Linked DNA regions of Homo sapiens: region 2 is linked to region 1. Evidence: chromatin loops called from intact Hi-C (ENCODE). Cell type or tissue: ascending aorta. All regions are shown on one strand. Links, peaks and the distances in the headings refer to the core of each region. The heading gives the core; the rest is flanking DNA.

Region 1 (9,344 bases), core at 4,103-9,102:
TTTGCAGTTGAGTCATCCCACTGGAAGCTGTGAGATGCAGTTCAGAGGCAGAGGAGATAATTCTGTGCTTGCCTTCTGGCTCTGTCCTGAGTATCCTCTCTTCTGCAGGGGCATACAAACTTGCCTGATTCCAGGGATGTATGGATAGGGGATGAGCGAGGAGGCCATTCTGCAGTGAGGAAGAACTCTGCCTACAGTGAGTTGCGGGGAGTGTTGGGCATAGCCAGCTGCCTGGTTTGGGGACTTGGGGGCTGATGGCTGCTAGATCTTAGTGAGTCACTGGTCTGTGGGAGAGCTGTTGCTGTCCTGAGGCCCTGATGTTCAGTGCTATCACAGGGCCTCCACCTATTTCTTGTAGGCCACAGAGCCTCCCTGGGCAGTTGCTGCTGTTCACCATCCAGTCTGTCCAGCTTGGGGACCTGCTTTTCCTCCTCCTACCAGGATTTGGCCAAGCATGTCGTGGACACTTCTATGGCTGATGTGAGTAACTGCTCCCACCCATCCCTACCATTCCTTTACCCAGACCTCTGCTGGGTGTGCAGGAAGAGAAAGTAGGAAAAAAGCTGGGCAGATGAGGAGCCCAAGGCTTGTGGGCATCTTCAGTGGTTCTTCATCTTGAGAAAAGGGGAATTCGGGTCAGGCGCAGTAGCTCATGCCTATAATCCCAACATTTTGGGAGGCTGAAGTGGGAGGATCACTTGAGGTCAGGAGTTCGAGACCAGCCTGGGAAGCATAGCAAGACCCTGTCTCTACAAAAAAATAAAAAACATTAGGCCAGGCGTGGTAGCTCACACCTGTAGTCTCAGCACTTTGGGAGGCTGAGGTGGGAAGATTGCTTGAGTCCAGGAGTTCAAGACCAGCCTGGGCAACATGGTGAGACCCTGTCTCTACCAAAAAAATAAAAAAAGATAGCTGGGTGTGGTGGTGTGTACCTGTAGCCCTAGAGACTGGGAGGCTGAGGTGGGAGGATCGCTTAAGCCCAGGAGGTTAACGCTGCAGTGAGCTGTGATTACGCCACTCCACTCCAGCCTGGGTGACAGAGCTAGACCCTGTCTCAAAAAAAAAGAAAAGGGGAATTTAGCAGATGCAGGCCAGACTGACTAACCCAGGGGCTTAGTTTTTACTGTGCCTCCTAATTTGGGTGTGGCCATTGTGTCCCCAGGTAATGGCTGCTTGTTCGGATAATTTGCACAACCTCTTCAGCTGCCAGGCAACTGCTGGCTGGAAGTAAGTTTGTTTAGGGTCCTTTGTACAGTGTCTGTCTTGGTAAGCTTGTCACCCTGCTTGGCTTCTCTCCTCCTTTCCCTTACCTGGATTCCTCAAGTCTTCACTCTGAGCCCCTCCTTTGTGACCCTTAGAGCCCATTTTTGACCCCTTTCTATTTTCTGTGCTTGGTGTCTCCCCCCAGCTATCAGGGTGAGGAGCAGGCGGTGCAGCTTTACTACAAGGTGTTTTCTCCCACTCGGCATGGCTTCCTGGGGGCAGGTGTGGTGTCCCAGCCGCTGTCTCGTGTGTGGGCGGCTGTCAGTGACCCCACTGTGTGGCCCCTGTATTACAAGCCCATCCAGACAGCAAGGCTGCATCAGCGAGTGACCAACAGCATCAGCCTGGGTGAGCCCAGGGAAGGAAGGCTTCCATGGGGCCTAGTTTCTGGTGTGCCCAGTGGGGTCTTGCTGGGGGATAGAGGTGGAGGGTTGGAGGCAGCCCTCTTTGGAGGCCAGGTACTCAGGTTACCTTGATTGCTCAGCCTAGGTTGAGCTAGGTGTCAAGTGATGGGGTGTTGGGGGGAGGGCTCCCTGACCAGGAAGGCTTTAGGACTAGGTCTGTCCATGGGCCTCCTGACCTTCCTTATCCCTGTCCCTCCAGTGTACTTGGTGTGCAACACCACCCTGTGCGCACTGAAGCAGCCACGGGATTTCTGTTGTGTCTGCGTGGAAGCCAAAGAGGTGCCTGCCTTGGTGGTAAAGATGTTGTGGGAAGAACTTGGGCTGAAGTGTCGTGAGAAACAATCTATGTGGGCCTCAGGTCCTCTAGGGGAAGGAGGGCAAATTGGGGCTGGAGCCAGGGTAGGGGTGGCTTGAAGGCTGGCCCAGTGTTGCCTTTCACCATACTGTCTACACGGGAGCCTGTTCCTGTTTTGTCCACACTACACAGGCAGGACTCCCATTTCCCTCTGTCCCCAGGGTCACCTGTCTGTCATGGCAGCCCAGTCTGTGTATGATACATCCATGCCAAGACCCAGCAGAAAAATGGTTCGCGGGGAGATCCTGCCCAGTGCCTGGATCTTGCAGCCCATCACTGTGGAAGGGAAGGAAGTCACCAGAGTCATCTACTTGGCCCAGGTGATAAATCCTTTGCAGCTGGCCTCACAGCACAGGCTGACTTGGTCCCACAGCCCCCTGGGATTTTTCTGTCTCGCTTTTGAACACCCTCCAGTGCCCAGGCCCTTTGGCCTGAGACCTGGAGACTTGAGGGCTTCCTGGGCTTTTGCAGTAAGGGGAGTCAGTGGGGAATTGGAGAGAAGGGAATGCGACAGGAGTTTATCAATCTTTTCTGAAGCTGCTGTTACCGAAAACCTAGTGACCTGCATCCTGTGGGTGATCCCAGTGTCCTTAGGAGATAGATGAGTCATTGTGAGGCAAAAGCAGCAGCCTCAGCAGAGCGGAATGATGACCTGTTGGGTTCACCTCTCCCGTCCCAGTCCCTTGACTTGTACTTTGTCACTAGGAGGTGAACGCCAATACTTAGATCTGGATGGCAGAGCCCAGGGGCCTGTAAACACCAAACCACAATCTGAGGTGCTTCTCCCATCACCACAGGCTGAGGGGACTCCATGGGACTGGAGTACGCCTGGCATTCTCTCAAATCTATTTGCACCTTAAATTCTTCTCTCTCTGCTTTCAGGTGGAACTTGGTGCTCCAGGCTTCCCACCTCAGCTCCTGAGCTCTTTCATCAAACGGCAGCCACTGGTTATAGCCAGACTGGCTTCCTTCCTTGGTAGGTAGCATCTCACCGTCAAGATGGTGCTGCTGAGATGCAGGCCCAGGCTGCTCAAGAGAGACACTGTGGCAGCTCCTTGTTACTTTCCATACCACAGTGCAGGAAAAGCTGATGCTACCTGCTGTGGCCGATTGGGGCAGACAGCACTGGCCCAGGGATGCTAGCAAAGCCCAGTCAGTACTTGGTCACAGCTGGCACCAGTGCAGAGCAAACGGCCTGAGCTCCTGGCCCAGACTATCCAGAGTGAATGCAGCTCCGCTCACCTTTTGGATTTCTCACCTTTCTTTCCTGTTTCTGGGACTCTGCGGCAGACAGGACACTTAAGGACCAGGACTGGGCACAGCCAGCAGAGCCGGGGACTGCAGTGCTTTGGCAAGGTGCTTCCGCAGGCTGGTAGGGAAGCAGGCAGCCACTGGCCAAGACTCTGTTCTGAATCTACCTCCTCTAGCATTCAGCTCTACTGTGTGATGGGACGTTAAAAATACCAAAACAGAAAGAGGGTTTAAAAAACAGCTGCACAAACCAGAACACCGATTCAGAATCTTTTCTCCCTCTTGAGTTTTTGCAAAATACTTTATTATTGATTTTTGCTTTTTTTCTCCCTTTCCCTCCCAGGAGAAGACATTTGGGTCTTGGCCTGAGGCAGGGGTGTTGAGCGATGATGCTCTGATATGGAGCTGTCACTCTAGAGCTCGGTCAGATGGAAGACACTATAGAACCAGGTTGGACAGATTTGGGGTCAGGGTTGGAGGCTGAGTTCTTTTGAGGACTGGTTGGAGTGGCAGCCAGATGGTGGCTGCTGACAAGGCAAGAGGAATTTCAGAGATTAAACATTGTCCTTTGAGGAAGGGAGAGGAGGTGAATGAACTCCCAGAGGAGGTGAGTGGCTTGTTGGGAGGAAGCTCAGTTCCAGAACTTACCTCAGTGCACTTGGGAGGGGTGGAGTCCTGAGCATTCCATGATTTCTGCCCTGGCCCCACCTATCCTAGGATGGGGTGGGATGGAGAGTGGGTTCAGTTTTCTTGTACTTTAGCCTGGCTGAACATGAACTTTGTGTTTACCTGGAAGTGGTAGGGGTGGGAGAGATTCTCATCTTTAGTTCTGGTGCCCAAAATCTTTGGTAGATGGAGGGAACTGGGGATTCAGAAGATGTGGTAAAGGTCTATTTCTGTAGTGTGGCAGAGATGTGTTTTTCTAAAGTGTTTGCAGGGCATTTTTCCCTCTTACCTCAGATTAAGTTATTTATATATTGTTGATTGAAGGTTTTTTAAAATTGCTTTTAAACTTCTATTTCTCGGGTAAATTTTTTGGTGACATGATATATTTAACACCCTATTTATATACTCCTACCTCTTTTCATATAAATCTCTTACTAAGACTACTGACCAAAAAAGAACATTTTAAAATTAAAAGTCCTCTGTGTACTTTATCTAGTGAAGAGTAGATGAAATCCTGCACCGGGATAGCCTAAGTGTGTGATTCGAGCTTGGCAGATTAGCTGGAGATCACCCTGGCAATACCCACTCATAGCTGTTTCAAAGATTCAGTTTACATGTATGTACAGTTTCCCATGAACTTGGCATTGCTTTGCAGGGTAAACAGCAACCAGGTAAGTTGCTCAACTATAGCCCAAGTAAGAACTAAAGGGGAGAATCCAGAACAGTCACTGCCACACCTAACAGTGACCACAGTGCCCTGGGGCTTCTGAGGCAGAGCCACCTATGGGAATCTGAGTCAGGGGATAACCAGGAGGTGACCCTGCCCGCCTTAATAGAGAAGCCAGCCGGGCATGGTGGCTCATGCCTGTCATCCCAGCACGTTGGGAGGCTGAGGCGGGTGGATCACCTGAGGTCAGGAGTTTGAGACCAGCCTGGCCAACATGGTGAAACCTGTCTCTACTAAAAATACAAAAAATTAGCCAGGCGTGGTGGCATGTGCCTGTAATCCCAGCTACTTGGGAGGCTGAGGCACAAGAATTGCTTGAACCTGGGAGGGGGAGGTTTCAGTGAGCCGAGCCGAGATTGTGTCACTGCACTCCAGCCTGGGCAACAGAGTGAGACTCTGTCTCAAAAAAAAAAAAAAAAAAAAGCAACACCAGACCTGACTGAATCAGCAAGCGAAAGATTGAGAGGGATCTTGTAGCAAAAAGCAAAAGTGGAGTCAGATTTTGGATTCATGGCGTGGTTGTCATACTTTCGCATACATCAGAATCACCTGAACGCTTTCTTATGCCCCAGGATGGGCCCTACCCCAAGTTACTGGTTTGGTAGCCCCGGAGAAGGACCAGAGAATTTGTGTTAACAAGAAGTCCCAGGGGACCCTGAAGTTTGCTGGTCTGGGGACCACATTTTATAAACAGCTGGCTTTGACAATTAGAGAGCAGACATACAGAATCTAGTTCACTGACCCACTAGCTGCCTGTCTCCATAATCCTTAGAGTAGCCTTTAAGGCTCACACAGGCCAGCAGGAAGTTTCCTTCATCGGGAACATGTTAAATTTCCATTCAGATTCCCAAGAACTTGTTTTTAACTCAGTGGGCCTTAAGCCAGGCCTGGGTTATGGCCCAGCCCTTCAGTCTCAGCATCCTTAGGGGTTTCAGGTTTTCCTCTCCTGCCCATTCCATGTCACACACCTCAGCTGGGTCCTCTGGAACAAGTCAAGGAGTAGCCACAAGCCTGACGCTGACCCTAAGCTTCCTGGGTGGGGGCGGTGCTATGGTTTAATCACACCCAGTGCTGGTCTCTGGGCATAGAAAGCTTTTTTTTTTTTTTTGAGACAGACAGGGTATCGCTCTGTAGCCCAGGCTGGACTGCAGTGGTGTGATCATGGCTCACTGTAGCCTTGACCTCCTGGGCTCAAGTGATCCTCTGACCTCAGCCTCCCAAGTAGCTATGACCACAGGCATGGACCACCACTCCTCACCAATTTTGTATTTTTTAAAGATGAGGCTTCCCCATGTTGCCCCGGCTGGTTCAAACTCCTGAGCACAAGTGATCCTCCCGCCTTGACCTCCCAAAGTGCTGGGATTACAGGTGTGAGCCACTGTGTCCGGCCGAGAAAGCATTCCTTAAAGCTTTTTTGGTTCCCAGGCATTCAGAACAAATTGGATTTAAAGGATAAAGATAAAGGCCTTTGAAAATGAAGAGATCAGGGGAAAATGGTTCAGATATAGAAACTTGTTAAAGGAGTAGCTGAGCTGAGGAGAAGGGAAAGGCATGGTGTTTGGGAGAAGTATGATCACAAGGTGGTGACTGAGGAAAACTCCCATTTTTTACTTTCTAGGTTGATGGGATTTCCTGGCTCTACCATGGTCACACAAGTGGACCCCTTTAGGTCCTCCTGAGGATTATATTATCAGTCCAACTCCTGGTTATTAATGCACATGATCACAGTAGTGCTTTTTTTTTTTCCCCTCAAAGAGATGGGGGTCTCACTCTTGCTCAGGCTGGAGTGCAGTGGCACAATCATAGTTCACTGTAACCTCTAACTCCTGGACTCAAGTAGTCCTCTCTCTCGGCTTCCCAAAGCACTGGGATTACAGGTGTGAACCTGTCAAAATCAGTGGCTCATTTATAGAGCTTGATACAGCTGTAATCGAGAAGCAATGCTTTTGCTCTGAGAAACTCCAAGCCAAATCAATCAAACAAACACCTTAGCCTTAACAAGCTTAACAAGAACACTGCCCCACCATGTGGTTCAGTAGGGAATATCTTGTGTGTGGAAACTACATTATCCTAACCCTTTCTCCCACAAATAAAGCGAGTTACACAGGAGAAGTCAGTACCACTGGCGATAAATTAAATTAATAGATATTGCCACCAGAGACTAGCCCTCTAGAGTGGAATATACAGGCATTTCTAAGAGCCAAGGTAGCTCACCTTGTAATGCACAGAGCAAAGCCACAATTACAGCGCTCCACCTACAGCCCACCCGAGACTGCAGCCTTCTAAAGGGAGAAGACAGGTGACAATGATTAGACATCAAGCCCTTGTTAAAGAAAACCAGTTTATTCTAAAAAGCTCTAAATGCCCTGTGCTTGGTCCCTGGTCAGGGAGAGGTCTCAAGAGGTTACTACCTGCACAGGGGCTGAAGGTACAGGGGGAAAGTCAGGTTTCAGTTGGTTGAGTCCTACCTTATCTGTTTGTTAGGCTTTTTCTAGAAAGTCTCGCTCTGTTACCCAGACTGGAGTGCAGTGGTGCGACCTCGGCTCACTGCAACCTCCACCTCCAGGTTCAAGCAGGTCTCCTGCCTCATCCTCCTGAGTAGCTGGGATTACAGGCACACACCACCATGCCCAGCTAATAATTTTTTTATTTTTAGTAGAGATGGGGTTTTGCCATGTTGGCCAGGCTGGTCTTGAATTCCTGACCTCAGGCAGTCCGCCGACCTCAGGCCTCTCAAAGTGCTGGGATTACAGGCATGAGCCACCAGACCCGGCCTGTGTTAGGCATTTATAAGGAGATGGCAGTCCAGCTCCTGGTGATAAGAAAATGTAGACTCCCAAGATTCATGTTTTAACTTTCTTCATAAGTTAAGCAGGAGTCATTTGCCTCTGTCATGAATTCCAAGACTACAAAGTTTTAAGAGATGCTGGGATAGCAAATGAGGCTTGAATTCTGTGTTGACAAGCCCACACACCTCATTTCATTTAGTATCCAAGAGATAAACAAACACCACCTCTTCTACTCCAGGACTGGCATCTCTGGACTTTTCTGCCATAATCCCAAATCAGGCCAACTCTCCTTCCTCTAGGATTCGCGTGGTGGGATGCCAGGCAGTGACACCCTTAGAGCAGGAAGTCTGACTGTAGACCCAGCTACACCCCAACCAGTGAGGGTCTGCATTGGGCACTTGGGCCTCCTCGTGAGGCGGGGGTCCAGGGTTCTGGTGCAATGCCCAAGGCAGGGCCACTTCTCAGCCCTAGCTCTGGGCCAGCACAGTGCCCCGGTTTGGCTGCACCAACTCACAGGCTCTTAGCTGGGGTTCTGGCAGGTGGGGCTCGGCTAGAAACAGATTAGACAGTGTTGCTAATTCTTCAGCAAAGTCCTGGAATACATAGAAAGATGAGGGAAAAGGCAGCATGTAATAATTCTCAATGGCTCATCCTTTGTCACTAAAGACCACAACCTGGCTGGCTATATTATTTTTTCTCAACTGCCCTCCACACTGAAATGGACATGAAACCTTGTCTGTTTGTTAGTACTCTGGGAGGCTGAAGTTATGGCAGGGAGCGAACTCTGATGGAGGCACAGGCTTGACCAGTTTTTGAGTACTACTGAGTGCATCTACTTCATCTTGAAATTATTATTCCCGTTAAAATCCAGGTTATTCTAATTTTAAAAACCCATATAATGGGCTGTGCTGCTTTCCAACTAACTGCCTGCCTTTCGTCCGTCTTCCCACTAACACAGTCCCTCATATAATAACTACTCAAATCGGGACAATTTCAGGGTGGCCCTGAAGACTCTTGACAAAAATCCACTTAGTTTGGCCCCATCACTTGCTTCCTTTCAGGACAGATGGGATATGTAACACCTGTTCTCTCTCCACCTAAAAGACAGGAGACTCCTTACCCCTGGCCACTGGGCCTGGTGGAGGCTGCCCAGGCAGGCCTCTATCTCCATCCGTCCCATCAGACCCTTCTCCACCAGCTCCCGTAGCAAGAATAGCAGCAAGTCCCACTGCAAAACACACCGAGGTCAGGGTTGCTAGGAGGACGACAGAGTGACCCTGATGACAGAGATTGAGATCTCAAAGGGCAGAGCTGCTGGGAAGAGACTTGAGATGGATAAATGGAGCCCATTTCTGTGTGGAACAGGAAGGGGAAATAAAGGATGCAGAGCAGCTCATAGTTTGGGGCAAGGGTGGTGGATGTTCAGAGTGTGACTGCAGAGGGCTTCTTGTTCCGTCTGACTCACCTCCCTTGGCCTTGTGTCTGCCAGAAGCCCCACATTTCTTGGGCTCAGCAGCAGCTGCAGCGGAACCGGCCCCTGAAAGTCTTCCTTCCACAAGGAAAGCAGCATGTGCAGAAGCCTTCGAGCCTGCCCTCTCTCCAGCCTGTACTGTGCCGGGGGCCCTAGGATAGGAATTTGATCTGCAACTGTGGAAAGAGGAAAGCCAAGCTTTAAAAGATGGGGGCAGGCCGGGTGCGGTGACTCACACCTATAATCCCAACACTTCGGGAGGCTGAGGTGGGCAGATCAGGGGTTCGAGACCAGTCTGGCCAACATAGTGAAACCCCATCTCTATTAAAAATACCAAAATTAGCCAGGCGTGGTGGAAGGCACCTGTAGTCCCAGCTACTTGGCCGAGGCAGAATTGCTTGAACCCGGGAGGCAGAGG
Region 2 (10,485 bases), core at 2,158-7,157, 200 kb after region 1:
CTGTCATGTCCAGATCCTTGGATTGAAAGCAGGACAAAATGTACATTAAAGGCAAGTGATGATGCAGCTCATCTTGTTCTATGCAAACATAAAGATGTTGCCAAATTGTTTTTTATTTCTACTGATTAAAACCACACGTTACTTTTTCTATTACTATGTCTAATAGAGTACTTCATTCATTTCAGAGTATTGACCAATCACATAATTTGAATAAGAAAACATTAGGGTTTCTGTAAATATTTTTCTTTAAAATTAAAGAAGTTTATAGGGGCCAGGCACAGTGGCTAATGCCTGCAATCCCAGCACTTTGAGAGGCTGATGTGGGAGGATCACTTCAGTCCAGGAGTTCAAGACCAAACTGGGCAATGTAAGGAGACATAAGGAGACTCCTTCTGCACACACACACACACACACACAAAATGATCACGGAAGCATGGATTTAAAATTTTTTTTAATTAGCCGGGCATGGTGGCATGCCCCTGTAGTCTCAGCTATTCGGGAGGCTGAGGCAGGAGGATCGGTTGAGCCCAGGAGTTCAAGACCAGCCTGGGCAACATAACAAGACCTTGTCTCTACACACAAAAAATTTTTAGTTAGCCAGCCCTGTCTCTACTAAAAATACAAAAATTAGCCAGGTGTGGTGGCATGCACCTGTAGTCCCAGCCACTTGGGAGGCTGAGGCAGGAGGATTGCTTGAGCCCTGGATGTCAAGGCTGCAGTGAGCTATTATCGCATCACTGCACTCCAGTCTGGGCAACAGAGATACCCTGTCTTTAAAAAAGAAAAAAAAAAAGTTTCTAGGGAAAAAATGTCCAGATTCATTGAAATTAGGCTTAGCAATAAAAGCCTCCCCTTTTCTCCAGTCTTTTCCATTTTAGAATTATTGAGCTGTCCCCAGAGATACTCTTTCAGTCAGGCTAAATGTCAATGTAATATGTTATTCAAGAGCTGGTACTGGAGTTTAGGAATCCCCTTTGAGTTATAGATATAGATAGATCTCAAGTATATATATAAAACTCAAATATATATGCATGTATCTCTTTTAAGAAATAAACTGAGCATAGTGGCTCACACTTGTAATCCCAGCACTTTGGGAGGCCAAGGCAGGAGGATCTGTTGAGCCCTGGAGTTGGAGACCAGCCCTAGCAACATAGTGAGACTCTGTCTCTACAAAAAATATATATTTTTAATTAGCTGGCCCCTGTAGTCCCAGCTACCCAGGAGGCTGAGGTGGGAGGATTGCTTGAGCCCAGGAGGTCGAGGCTGCAGTGAGCTATGATTGCATCACTGCACTCCAGCCTGGGTGACAACGCAAGACTCTGTCTCTAATACATAAATGTGGTAGCCAGACTTCCAGATGGCCCCCAATGATCCCTACCTCACTTACTCTCATTCTTATTTATTCCTTTCCATACTGAATTGGACTGACCTGTGTAACCAATAGGATTTTCCAGAAATTATGGTGTGGGAATATCAAGGCCAGGTTATAACAGACATTGTAGCTTCTGCCTTATGTGTTCTTGGATCACTTATTTAGGGAGAAGCCAGTTGTCTTCTCCTGAAGATACTCTAGCAGTTCCATGCAGTGTTCCCCTGGCAAGGAACTGAAGCATCACATCAATAATCAGCACCAGTTTGCCGTCTATGTTAGTGAGCCATTCTTAGAAATGAATCCTCCAGCCCCAGTCAAGCCTTCAGATGACTGAAAGCCCAGCTGGCTTCTTAACCACCACCTTGTGAGACACTCCAAGCCAGAACTACCCAGCTAAGCCACTTCTAAAATGTGTTACTATATCACAGAAACTATGTGATATAGTAAATATTTACTATTGCTTTAAGCATTAATTTTTGGGATAATTGGTCATGCAGCAAGAGATAACGAATACAGTAAGACTTGGGAAAATAAGAGAGAGGAATAACTCAAGTCTAAGGATGTGTCCCTGGATAAGTCTAAAGGAATCAGACAGACTCTAGGATCAGTCTTACAGCATATTCAAAGATACAATGTCCAAAGTTCAGACATTAAAAAGTCCCCACACAGGACATAAAGCCCCTTTTAACACAGCTTCTTTTCTCCTAGCATGAAATAAATAACATATTGAAGAATCTCTTTCTTCTTTTCCTTTCCTTCCATTTATGTCCTCTTCTGCCTATCTTTAGGTACCACTTTGTAACCTTCTTCCCATAATCCAAACAGAAAAGGATCTAGATGTGTCATTTACATCACATTGTTATTAGGACAGCACCACAGTGTGAATCAGTGTGCAACTCAAGGAAAAGAGACCTCTGCCCTTTTCTCTTTCTATCTCTCTCTTTAGAAACAAATCTCAGAGTTGCACATGAGAAGTGGGTAAATATATGTTATGTTAATTATATCTCAATAAATCTCTTTTTTAAACTCATTACGCAGTGCTTTGAAACATGAAACTCAATAGTGAACTGGTGCTCAAGCATTTCTGCAAACCAGCAAGCAGCCCTGTTTTTCAGTTTTTCAGCAAATAAGTTTCTATTTGAATGTTACTTAATCCACAAACAAAATCCCCATAAACAAGTTTTTTTGTTTTTTTCTGAGACAGAGGCTTGCTGTGTCACCCAGGCTGGAGTGCAGTGGGCGCAATCTCGGCTCACTGCAAGCTCTGCCTCCCGGGTCCATGCCATTCTCCTGCCTCAGCCTCCCGAGTAGCTGGGACTACAGGCACCCGCCACCATGCCCGGCTAATTTTTTAATATTTTTAGTAGCGATGGGGTTTCACCGTGTTAGCCAGGATGGTCTCAATCTCCTGACCTCATGATCCGCCTGCCTTGGCCTCCCAAAGTGCTGGGATTACAAGCGTAAGCCACCACACCCGGCCCCCATAAACAAGTTTTTATAGAGCCTACTAATGCCATCTACTCTGATAGGCACTGGGAAAGCAAATTTGAATAAATTCAGTCCTGTCCCTCAGGGTTTCACAATGTAATGATTAGCAAACATGCAAATCTTATTAGAATACATTGTAATAACTGCTATAAGAGAGGTATACAGCATATAAAGATACTCAAAGGCCAAATCCTTGGGGTTCTCTGAGAGCTTCATTTCTTTAAGTCAGTATCAGCTGCATTCTGATTTCGACAGAAAGGCATTCACATCAAATATATTCACTACCTCAAGTGTTTGTGTTTTTGAAACTTTGTTCTTTTTTTTTTTTTTTTTTAGTGAAAATTTTACTTTTAAGTAAAAGACTTGATTTTTTTTTTTTTGAGATGGAGTCTCACCCTGTCACCCAGGCTGGAGGGCAGTGGCACGATCTTGGCTCACTGCAACCTCCACCTCCCAGGTTCAAGCAGTTCTCCCGCCTTAGCCTCCCAAGTAGCTGGGATTACAGTCACCTGCCAGCACGCCAGAATAATTTTTGTATTTTTCGTAAAGACGGGGTTTCACCGTGTTGGCCAGGTTGGTCTTGAACTCCTGACCTCAAGTGATCCATCCTCCTCAGCCTCTCAAAGTGCTGGGATTACAGGCGTGAGCCATTGCGCCCAGCCTTGATTTATTTTCTTTTTTTTTTTTAAACAGAGTCTTGCTCTGTCACTCAGGCTGGAGTGCAATGGCACCATCTTGGCTCACTGCAAGCTCCACCTCCCGGGTTCAAGCGATTCTCCTGCCTCAGCCTCCCAAGTAGCTGGGACCACAGGTATGTGCCACCACACCTGGCTAATTTTTGTATTTTTAGTAGAGACAGGGTTTCGCTATGTTGGCCAGGCTGGTCTCGAACTCCTGATCTCGTGATCCGTCTGCCTCAGCCTCCCAAAGTGCTGGGATTACAGGCATGAGCCACTGCACCAGGCCCTGATTTCTAATTAAAGAAATTTCAAGCAAAAAGAATTAGGTAAGAGAAAACGGTGTTGAGCGGGCAAGGCAAAAAACTCTCAATTTGGGAGATATGAGTTTATCGCCTTTTAACCTATTGATATCAATTTGTGTTTAATGATGATGATTAAAATAGACCGTAATATCAGAAAAGATTGACATTGATTAGACCTAGTAAAGTGAGAAAAGAAACTAAAAGAGTTTACATTCACAAAGTAATTCTAATTGTGGTTATTTCTTGATCTGCTTCCTGTTTAGGCCTTTTATGAAACACAGAATAATTATATCATTAACTGTTAACTTTTTGCAGGTTTTATTAGAAGAGTGAATTATAGCTACACATATTTGCTCATATTTTTGTTGCAAGGTCATATATATATATAATTTTTTTTTTTCAGAGATGGAGTTTTGCTCTTGTTGGCCAAGCTGGAGTGCAATGGTGCGATCTCAGCTCACCACAACCTCCGCCTCCCGGGTTCAAGTGATTCTCCGGCCTCAGCCTCCCTAGTAGCTGGGATTACAGGTGGCTGCCAGCACACCCAGCTAATTTTTTTTGTATTTTTAGTAGAGACGGGGTTTCATCATGTTAACCAGGCTGGTCTCGAACTCCTGACCTCAGGTGATCCGCTGGCCTCGGCCTCCCAAAGTGCTGGGATTACAGGTGTGAGCCACTGCGCCCGGCCCCATTAATATATTATTGTTGTATACTCATATTTTTAAAATGAGAAAGTAGTGGGGTGATGTTATGATTGTGCCTGTGACAGTCTGGAAAAAGTTCAGTGACTTTCAGTCTAGTTCAGGAACCTGCCACTCCACTCCAAACACTGGACAGCTTTCTGTGATTTTCAGGCTCTTCTGGCAGGATCATTAACTGGCTAGCAATGCTAATAGCGCACCCTAGCGATAATAGTGTTCCACTGCAAGGTGTATTGAAGCAAAACTGGTCTTATATTTTTGACATTAATCAAAGCCGACTAGCCAGTGGCTAAAGATTTTAATCATTTTTAAAGACCTGATTATGCTCATGAAAAAGATAATCTTTTTTTTTTTGAGACGGAGTCTCACTCTGTCGCCCAGGCTGGAGTGCAGCGGCACGATCTCGGCTCACTGCAACCTCTGCCTCCTGTGTTCAAGTGATTCTCCTGCCTCAGCTTCCCGAGTAACTGGGATTACAGGCATGAACCACCATGCTCAGCTAATTTTTGTATTTTTAGTAGAGACGGGTTTCCACCATCTTGGCCAGGCTGGTCTCGAACTCCTGACCTCAGGTGATTCACCTGCCTCAGCCCCCCAAAGTGCTAGGATTACAGGCATGAGCCACTGCGCCGGGCCAAAGATGATCTTAAAATATTTTTCCGGTGGTGTTATTTGGGAATTGTATGTTCTACCAAATAAAATATATTCATAGATGGCAGATAAAAATTTCCAGAAATGTATTAAGCACCTACATCAAGGCTACCATAGGATATCCTATGGAGGATTAAAAATATATAAGATGTGGTTCCTATATATGCTATTTTGAATTATAGTTTTTGTACATCTTATTTTTATAGAATGTAGAGGGATAATTTCTTATACTGTGTATTCCCCATACCTTCTTCACTCTGTAAATATTAAGTACACTCAGTAGGTATTTTAAAATAATTAATGCAAAAAGTTAAATACTAATAAGTACAAAAATACAAGTGATGTCACATTGTATTACCTTTCAAACAAGTGCTATCAACACCTCTGGGTTTGCCTTTTTCTGCATTTTTCTGTATTAAGATGCTTTCAAAGAAAAGAAATGGTATCACTCTGTTGCCCAGGCTGGAGTGCAATGGTGCCAGTATAGCTCTCTGTAACCTTGAACACCTGAGCTCAAGCAATTCTCCCACCTCAGCCTCTTCAGTAGCTAGAACTACAGCAGTGTACCACCTCATCTTTTTTATTATTATTATTTTGTAGGGCCAGGGCTAGCACTATATTGCGCAGTCTGGTCTTGAACCGCTGGCCTCATGGTATCTTCTCACCTTAGCCTCCCAAAGCACTAGGATTTCAGGTTTGAACCACTGCACCCAGCAAAATGCTTTTTTATTTTCCTCAACTCTTATCCAGAAACACAACAAGGGTGATTGTTAAAACAACAAAGAAAATCCTTCAGTGTGGAGACCTCAGAATAGACAGAAGAGAGAACAATCCTAGGAAATTTACCTTGGGAGTGGTAACAGCAGTATGGAACTAGAAACGGGACTTTTTGCGTTCCTGGGTCAGTCTGTCTGATAAACAGCATTCAAATAGAGTCCCTGCTTATTCTTAGCACGGCATCTCATTGTGTGCTCGCATGTTAAGCTTGCTCTAAACAAGTCAGGGTTGCAAGTCTGTGGGGGAATATCCAGATCCAGTTGGAGATGAGTTCTAGCCTTGCAGAAGGACAGTATACTTATTCCTCTTTTCTTTTTTTTTTTTAGACAGAGTTTTGCTCTTGTCGCCCAGGCTGGAGTGCAACCTCCTCGGCTCACTGCAACCTCCACTTCCTGGGTTCAAGCAATTCTCCTGCCTCAGTAGGAGGCAGTAGCTGGGATTATAGGTGCCCGCCACCAAGCTCAGCTAATTTTATTTGTATTTTTAGTAGAGATGGGGTTTCATCATGTTGGCCAGGCTAGTCTCAAAACTCCTGACCTCAGGTGATCCGCCCATCTCGGCCTCCCAAAGTGCTGGGATTACAGGTGTGAGCCACCTCGCCTGGCCTCCTGTTTTCTTAGTGAACTGAAACTTCGTTTTTTTGCTCACACAGATTTTGAAAAAATTCGTTGCTGGGAAAATAAAAACAACTGGAAAAAATAAAAATTTTAAACTTTGAATTCTAGTTGCATGTAATAGGAAGTTGAGAATGAACTCAAGTACATTTTATATATGATAAAGGTGACATCTCAGATAGTTCGGACAAAGATGGACCCTCTTAGAAATAGTGTCCAGAGAACCAGATTAGATGGTTAAAAATAATAATAAAATTGAACCACAAACAGGAATAAACTCCAAATGGATCAGAGATCTAAATATAAAAAGTGAAATCATACAAGTACTAGAAGAAAACATGGATGAATTCCTTTAAACCTGGGTGTGAGAAGAGGCTTTCTAATTATAATTCAACATCCAGATGTAATTTTTGAAAAGATTGAAAAATTTAACTACAAAACATTGAAAGAACTTTTATGGAATTAAAACTATAAAGTCAAAATCAGTGAGATAAAATATTTAAAATATATTTCACAGATAAAGAGCTAATATCTTGGATATATTAAAAATGCTTAAAAATCAAGGGAAAATAGAATTTAAAACAATAGAAAAATGGGCAAAAAATATAAGGTAGCTACTATACAGCTAAAATTATAAAGACTAACAGCATCCAATGTTTGTGAGGACGTGGAGCAACCAGAGCTCTCATACATTGTTGGTGGGAATGTAAATGGTACATTCATGTTGAAAAAAAGATCTGGACATTTCTTTCAAACTAAACATATATCTATCCTATGAATCAGCAGTTTGACTTCAAGATATGTACCCAAAAGAAATGAAAACATATTTTCACAAAAAGACTAACTCAAGAATGTTCAAAGTAGTTTTATTTATAATATCCCAAAATAGGAAACAGCTCAGGTCCGAAAGAGAACAGACTACAGACTGTACTATGTTCATAAGTGGAATATCACTCAACACTAAAAATAAACTAATACACAAAACAACATGGATGAATCTCAAAAACAATATGCTGAATGAAATAAACCTTGCCAAAGCATCATATTATATGATTCTATTTATGTGAGGAAGTCTTATGGAAAAGAGAACATACTGGATTATTCCAGTTATATAAAACTCTAGCACAAGACACACTAATCTATGATAGAAAAAAATCAGAACAATGGTTGCCTCTGAGTAGACAGGGGCTGGTATTAGCTGGTAAGAGTATAGAGAGTAATGATAATGTTCTATATCTTAATAGGGTTTTGGGTTACACAGGTGCCTGCATTTGTCAAAATTCCATGAATGTACACTTAAGATTTGTGCATTTCATTGAATGTACATTTTATATCAAAATTAAAAACTGGCCAGGCACAGTGGCTTACATGCCTTTCCCAGCACTTTGGGAGGTCAAGGCAGGAGCATTGCTTGGGCCCAAGAGTTCAAGACCAGCCTGGGCAATATAGTGAGAACCCTTCTCTACAAAAATAGAAACAAACTAGTTGGGTATAGTGGCATGCACCTGTAGTCCCAGCCACTTGGGAGGCTGAGGTGAGAGGATTGTGCCCAGATGATTGGGGCTGAAGTGAGGTGTGATCGCACCACTGCACTGCAGCCTGTGCAACAGAGTGAGACCCTGTCTCAAAAAAAAAAAAAAAAAAAGAAAAGAAAAAGAAAAAGAAAAAACCTGCAAAAAATATTGAGTTCTAGTTAATTATATGCATGCAAAATACATTGGGGGGCATATGTATTAATTATTGCAATTGACTTTGAATTTCCTCCCAAAAATAAGAGGGATTGATGAATGAATAGAGGGATGGATAGGTGGATAGATATACAATAAAGCAAGTATAGCAAATTATTATTGGTAGAATCTTGGTGGTGGTATATGGATGGTCACTATAAAGTTCTTTCAACTTTGCTGTATGTTTAAAAATATTCATAATAGACCAGTTTTGTGGCTTATGCCTGTAATCTCAGCACTTTGGGAGGCTATCATGGGAGGATCACTTGAGACCAGGAGTTCAAGACCAGCCTGGGCAACACAGTAAGACCCCATATCTACAAAAAATTTAAAAATAATAAAAAATTAGCCTTTCATAGTGTTGCATGCCTGTGGTCCTATCTACTTGGGAGGCGGAAGTGGGAGGATCACTTGAGCCCAGGAGTTCAAGGTTATAATGAGCTGTGCTTACACCACTGCACTTGAGCCTGGGCAACAGAGTAACACTCTGTCTATAAAAAAAGAAGAGAAAAGAAAATATTCATAATAAAATATTGGAAAAAAATATTTCACAACCATGTTAAGGAGCCATCTTGGAAACCAGTCCTCTGATCAACATCTACTTAGGATCCAGCAGGGCTGCAAATGCACGGAGTGTTCAGTTCTACCCAGGGCTGAGGGCAGTGCACACCACCTTTCTGTGCTGATGTAACAAATGAACACCAACCTAGTGGCTTAAACAACACAACATTTTTATCTTACAGCCTTGTTGGTCAGGAAGTCCAACATGGGTCTTACTGGGCTTAAATGAAGGAATTGGTAGGGCTGCCTTCCTTCTTAGAGGCACAAGGAGAGAATTTGATCCCTTGCCTTTTCCAGCTTCTAGAGGCTGCCCATATTCCCCAGCTGATGGCCCACTTTCTCCATCTTCAAAGTCAGCAGCAACAGTGGGCCAAGTCCTCATGGTACGTCTCTCTGACCCAGGCTTCTGCAAGCCTCTTCTCCTTTTAAGAATCCGTGTGATTAGCTGGGCGTGGTGGCTCACGCCTGTAATCCCAGCACTTTGGGAGGCCAAGGCCGGTGGATCATGAGGTCAGAAGTTTGAGACCAGCCTGACCAACATGGTGAAACTCCATCTCTAAAAATACAAAAATTAGCCAGGCCTGATGGTGCGCACCTGTAATCCCAGCTACTCAGGAGGCTGAGGCAGGAGAATTGCTTGAACCTGGGAGGCAGAGGTTGCCGTGAGCCGAGATTGCGCCACTGCCCTCCAGCCTGGGCGACAGAGCAAGACTCCATCTCAGAAAAAAAAAAAAAAAAAAAAAAATCCATGTGATTAATTTGGGCCCACTTGGATAATCCAGAAAACTCTCCATCTGAAGGTTTGCACACATAATCACATCTATAAAGTCCCTTTTGCCATGTAAGGTAAACATGTTCACAGGTTACAGGGTAGAACATGAACATCCTGTAGAGGCAAGTGGACATTGTTGTGTGCCTGCCAGAGGGAGCGTCAAAAAACAACATTCCTCCAGGAAGTAAAGCTTGAGTTCAACTCTTAAATTTTCTTGCATCTTTTAATTTGCATTCATAATATTATTCATTTATATATCCTTGCTTTTGTCATTTCTGCATTATTTATTTCTATGTTAGAACTTGGGGATTTCTTCAAGAAATGGCTGTAAATCTCCTATGGTTTGTGTTATCTTTGCTAAGAATTATAACAAAACATTTGAAAAATTCAAATCAGGCTTTGATATGGTTTGGCTCTGTGTCACCACCCAAATCTCACCTCAAACTGTAATCCCCATATCCCCACGTGTCAAGGGCGGGAGCAGGTGGGGGCAATTGGATCATGAGGATGGTTCCCACCATGCTGTTCTCGTGATAGTGAGTGAGTTCTCACGAGATCAGGTGGTTTTATAAGCATCTGGCATTTCCCCTGCTTGCACTCACTCTGTCCTCCCGCCTTGTGAAGAAGGTGCCTCCTGCTTCTCCTTTGCCTTCTGCCATGATTGTAAGTTTCCTGAGGCTTCCCCAGCAATGTGGAACTGTGAGTCAATTAAACTTCTTTCCTTTGTAAATTACCCAGTCTCAGGTATTTCTTCAGAGCAGTGTGAGAAGGGATTAATACAGGCTTATTTTGATGCTCCTTTAATTGTTGGTTTGACCTTGTGCCATTTCATACACTGGA

What was found. Peaks named below come from ENCODE experiments on the same cell type or tissue, not always from the same donor. Only the 100,000 strongest peaks of a DNase experiment are listed, where the experiment ranks them.
Region 2: it touches region 1 in a loop (2.9-fold over the local background); 68 of 110 quality-filtered maps call a loop at or near these places.

What each region holds. Positions count from the first base shown.
Region 1 is chr15:42,716,569-42,725,912 of GRCh38, forward strand. STARD9 (StAR related lipid transfer domain containing 9) reads left to right here. Exons shown (of 33, transcript NM_020759.3): 27 at 109-196; 28 at 359-480; 29 at 1,163-1,227; 30 at 1,409-1,611; 31 at 1,867-1,946; 32 at 2,184-2,342; 33 at 2,905-4,430. The coding sequence ends at 3,006. It overlaps CDAN1 (codanin 1), which reads right to left. Exons shown (of 28, transcript NM_138477.4): 26 at 8,921-9,102; 27 at 8,576-8,683; 28 at 6,976-8,048. The coding sequence ends at 7,923. Among named protein-coding and RNA genes, the nearest start is that of CDAN1, 16 kb to the right of the region's middle. In ascending aorta, for the core only: a CTCF peak has its summit at 6,925; no DNase peak of the experiment used is centred there; H3K27ac peaks cover 2,372 bases.
Region 2 is chr15:42,922,140-42,932,624 of GRCh38, forward strand. No RefSeq gene overlaps it. Among named protein-coding and RNA genes, the nearest start is that of TTBK2, 6.6 kb to the left of the region's middle. In ascending aorta, for the core only: a CTCF peak has its summit at 4,757; a DNase peak (open chromatin) is centred at 4,722; H3K27ac peaks cover 914 bases.